2 separate regions of the Mus musculus genome follow, and region 1 is linked to region 2. A link is a loop called in an ENCODE intact Hi-C map of the cell type or tissue named here. Cell type or tissue: left cerebral cortex. All regions are shown on one strand.

Region 1 (2,500 bases), 860 kb before region 2:
TCACATAGCATTAGAAACAAACAAAAAACAATCTCGGTGTCACACAAGGGAGCACAGGGACACAGGAACACAGGAACAAATCCGTGAACTCGTTTCTTGTTTGTTTAAAAAAGCAGGTAGGGGGAGCACACTATGACCCAAACCAGGCTAGCGAGAGTCCTTGGCCAAGATGGCTTCAGTCTTTTATCCCTGACAAAGGTGGGATATCTCATCCCATTGGTGGGAGCTCCACGTCACTTTCTGGACTAGCCAATCAGTGAAAGGGAGAAAGAGAGGTTCAGGAAACAGGAGCAATGGCCAGGTTAGGTACGTGAGATTAAAACAAAACACAACAGTAAGCACTCTAATCCACTGGGTCATCTCTCCAGCCCTTTCCCAATTTTGCGGGGGGGGGGGGGTGTTTGTTGGTTCGTTTGTTTATCCCCAGTTGTTTGTACTGGCAGATGTGGGAATAGTCTCATGGTGGCTCAAAGGAATGCATTCCCCACCCCCACTCCATGTAGAAGAGAAACATTTTAAATACATCAACTTAATATTGTATCTCCTCGCACATCACCCACACAGTGACAGGGAGCATTTAACCTAAATTGACAGTTCTTGGCACTGACTGGGCTACCATCACATTTTTAGAAGCTTCAAATAGAAGCACCCTTGCCCGATCCACTCCCGAAGCAAGATTCTCATTTCAGTTTAACCACAGATTTGAATCCCATTAATGTTAAATCCTGTAATCTTTGCAAAGAGATTCTTCCCATATCTTTGGGGTTAGAAGACAGTTAATGAATCCGTGAATTCTAATTCAGTCCTCAACTTCCACATATCTGAACGAATCAGATAAATGACGTGTATTTTAACAGGACTATGAGGCTTAACTAGCTCACAGGAGAGTGTAAGAAATCCATGTTGGAAGATGAGAATAATACCCTTGCAAAGATAAGGGTCATTAGAATAAAAAGGGAAGGAAAAAACGAATGAAGTTTTAAGGTCTAAGATATATGCAGGAGTGTAAAACCCTCAAATCTTCTCCCGTGAGACTCCGTTCTAACAAATTCCTTCACCGTGACATTCTCTAAGGTGTTGTCATCTTCTCTAGAATGTCTAAGTGGCAGTCTGTGAACCATGTCTCTGGGGCTCCAGTAGGCGGAACTGTTTTGATTGTGGTGCTGCTCAGTTCTGCCACTAGAGGGAGCACGTAGCCCACAACATAAGTGTAACTAAGGGTGAAGAGTGCCCTGGCTTACAAGCCATGAGCCTCCTGTAGGGATTGCAAGCGGGAATTTCAAATGCACAGTGCTCAAGCAATGCAGTGTAGACCACAGTCAGTGTGAGCACACTCCCCGTGCACTGGCACCACCCTGCATGCCCGACAGACTGTACCTATGCATAACCAACTTTCTCACAAGGCTCCTGTGGGTGCCACGGTTTTACAGAGGAAGCCAGTGAGCCCAGGAGAGGAAACGACTTGTGAGCCTAAGAGCCAAAGGAAACGGACCACAGTTCTACATGCCTATAGCCTCAGAGCTTGAAGGCTGAGACAGGAGGATGGCCTGAGTTCGGGATTCATAGTCCTCTGAGCAGCACAACAGATCTCCCAACTAAAATAATGGTCCTTAAAATTAAAAATAAAAATAATAATAATAAGGAAATGAGTACCCCGGCTCCCAAAGGATGTGCCCTTTCCAGGGTCCAGGAAGGAGTGGGCCTCCGACAGGATGCCCTTTGATTCTCAGTGTTGTATGGCCTCTCTACAAAAACAATACCCTTCTTTTGAAGTCACTGTTCTGATATTCTAGTTGTTCCTGATGTGTGTCCTCTGTTTCCCACTGAAGGCCAGCCTTGACAGTACAGAAGGAAGACTGAAAAGAAAGAGGTCCCCTATCTGAGACCACCAGAGACCCCATAAAGTAGAAGGGAAGTCTGCGGAGCTACCAGAGAAACACAGAGGATGGCCGTAAATCCTGCACTGTCCCGAAATGCAAAGGCGTCAGTCAACTTTCTGTGAAAGAATTCCACACAATTAAACAAAAAGTGACGTTCTATTGATTTCCCCCGGTTTCCCTTTGTTTAACCAAGATCAGGGTGTGAAATCACAGGGCATAGTTCTCCCATGGGCATGCTGGAGTTAAACGCTACTGTTAATTCCTTACCTTTATTTTTGACCGTTGAGCTAGAGATAAGCACTGCTTTGTTACATGGAAAAGCAAATTGAGTTAAGAATGCAATGTCTCAGCTGGGCAGTGGCGGCACACGCCTTTGATCCCAACACTTGGGAGGCAGAGACTGGAGGATTTCTGAGTTCGAGGCCAGCCTGGTCTACAGAATGAGGTCCAGGACAGCCAGGGCTACACAGAGAAACCCTGACTCAAAAAACAAACAAACAAAAATAAACAAAGAATGCAATGTCTCTTCTTTCCAATAAGAGGGAGAGGTGAAAGACATGTGCGAGTAACTTGAAAAGATGGGGCAGGTCTATGACCCCCAGAGTGCGATGTGAGAAGCC
Region 2 (2,500 bases):
ATGGGATAAGGACTTCTGTGTCTCACACCTGAGATGGAAGTAAGCCACTTCCTCCAGGACACTGGTGTGTCTCAGCAATGGCCCCCAGTGGGGTTATCCACTTCGGGAGGACAGCTGTCCTCTCAGCCTCTGGGGTTCCGTAAGACTAGCTCTGCAGTAGCTGCTTGGCCTGTCTGCTCTGTTTCATAGCTTCTGTAACCTGTACAGTATATAGAGTGCTCTGCAAATACCTAATGAGTGGCACAGGGGTGGGTGCCAGTGCCATTAACAGGACCTTTTCGTACAGGTTGGCCAGTTTCAGATACTTCTGGCAAGAAACTCGGGCGCTGACCCCTCTGGTTTTAGATTTAATGCCAGTTAACAAGGCCGCAGTGTTTTCACGAGGTGTTTATGAAGCATATACTCCACTGGGCATGCTCTGCCTGCAGGTTCCATGTAATTATGGCCTTCTGTCCTCACAATTATTCCATGACGGGGAGGCCCTGTTGTCAGCCTGTGTCACAGGTAAGGTTTGAGACATGAAGAGTTTACCCAGAAGCCATCTACAGTCGGGTAGAGCTGGGATTCGAAGCCAGCGCTGTCTCGGAGAGCCTTCTGTATATCTGTCCCAACTGTTGTAGCCTCTGGCCTCATGTGTCCATTTAAGTCAGAGCAACAGCGGGGTGGAGTGCTTCAACCTCCCAGCAGCACAAGAGATGGCTGGGAACCAGGAGGCATTGATCCTCATCTTCCTGATAAACTTCCTGGGAGTTGAAGGTGCTGCAGGTTGACAGGGCCTGCATGGGTTTAGTTTGGTTGGCTTGGGCTTTTTAAGACAGCATCTTATATGTAATCTCGGCTGCCATGAAACTCACCATGTAGCCCAGGCTGGCTTTTAATTCACCATCGTTCTTCTTCAGCCTCCCAAGGGCTAGAATTATACAGGCTTGTGCCACCGTGCCTGGATCGGTCCACATATTTTTATCAGCCAATAGTAATTGAGAATTGTTGCTACCAAAACCTTATTTTCTGGAATATGGTTTTCTAAGGTAAGCATCAGTGTGTCTAGCAAGTATTAGCATTTAAAGAGACAGTGTAGGGTCTTCTAAATGTGACTTTCTTAAAGCTCACTTGAGCTCTAGGGCTCATCTGTGGTTTGAGGATGGCCAGGCGCTCTGCTGTGGTGGGCGCCCTCTTGTGGCTGCATCAGCAGGCACCTCGTTGTCAAGGGCACCTTAGCCAGTTCTTGCTGGTGAGGATGCTCAGGTCTGAAGAAGCACTTCTTTGTTCTGTGAAGCATTTCCCTTCCCATGCCCACAGGGATGTCATTGTTTCTACCCTCATGCAGCACCCGAGACAGACAGGTGGCCCTTTAGGTCATCGCTGTGGGACCCTCATCCTGCTTGGAAATGCAGCCCTGGTGATGTCACTGAATCTCCAATGGGCCTTTTATGGAGTATTTCTCAGCGAGTCTTTCAGAACCCATCAGGACATACATACGGTTCACTGTTTGCTTCTGGGAGAGTGGCGGGCTCTGCCTGTGGTCTCGGAAGTTGTGCTGCAGTTGCTTTCAGCACTGCAGATTGGTGCCAGGCTACACAAGCTCCGTGCCTCCGCTGGGGTGGAAGCAGTGGGCAGACCGTGCAGAGGTGCCACCATGTATTTTGCTTATCCTCTCAGCTGGGATTTTTAACTAAGAGGTTCCATTTTTACAGCAGATTGCTGTTTAGTAGCTGAGTAGAAAACACAGGATGCTGGAGGATTGAGATTATAAAGGTGCTGTGCTCTGCGTCTTCCGGGAATATGACAGCATGAGGCACAGAGCCCTGACTGACAGCCTGCAAGGCAAGGCAGGGTGACACCTTCTCCTGCCCTGAGATACCTAGCGTGGGCATTATCAGGGCACTCCTTTATGCCCATGAAGCCCTTGGACCCAGGCTGGGTTACTTCCTCTTCTGCAAGTGACATTCAGGAGCGGTTGTCACAGTTCCCCAGGAGGCCCACATCCTAACAGATGGTAGTTCTACCAATGTTTCAAGTTAAAATGATACAGCTCACAACCTATGAGATGGGTGCAGGGGCCAAAGAAACCTCTGCCCCAGGCCTGGGGTGGGCGGCACTGGCCTGCTCAGGTATACGCCATACCAATGCCCACTCTTACAGGAAAGAGTGTCTGGTGTCACCACCCAGAGAAAACCCAGCTGCACAGTGCTGGGTAGGGGAACATTTCTTCCAGGAAGAGAAAGTAATCTTAATTAAAAATTTCATTTCTGTGGCATATACTGGCTTGGATTTTCCCAGCTTGAAGCTGACAAACAGCAGGTGCCCTTGAGCAAAAGAATAATTAGTAGGCAGATATTCTCAAACTGTGGAGGCTCAAGGTAGGAAGATGCAGGCTGGCCTTGGAGGGGAGATGACTTTCTTTGTGCAGGAACTGTCCACATGCTCTGGTCCTCAGCCCAGCCCTCAGGGGTAGAGAAAGCTGCTTTATATTCACTGCGTTAGTCACGCATCAGCCATT

The links. Hi-C counts contacts between places; a loop is a spot of excess contacts. Peaks named below come from ENCODE experiments on the same cell type or tissue, not always from the same donor. Only the 100,000 strongest peaks of a DNase experiment are listed, where the experiment ranks them.
Region 1: it touches region 2 in a loop (2.3-fold over the local background); 3 of 42 quality-filtered maps call a loop at or near these places.

The regions. Positions count from the first base shown.
Region 1 is chr1:88,744,237-88,746,736 of GRCm38, forward strand. No RefSeq gene overlaps it. Among named protein-coding and RNA genes, the nearest start is that of Platr5, 9.4 kb to the right of the region's middle. In left cerebral cortex, a CTCF peak has its summit at 1,155 (motif pointing right); a DNase peak (open chromatin) is centred at 1,180.
Region 2 is chr1:89,605,596-89,608,095 of GRCm38, forward strand. The region is part of intron 2 of Agap1 (ArfGAP with GTPase domain, ankyrin repeat and PH domain 1); the gene reads left to right. Among named protein-coding and RNA genes, the nearest start is that of Gm41914, 26 kb to the left of the region's middle. In left cerebral cortex, a CTCF peak has its summit at 1,181 (motif pointing left); DNase peaks (open chromatin) are centred at 1,210 and 1,918; H3K27ac peaks cover 955 bases.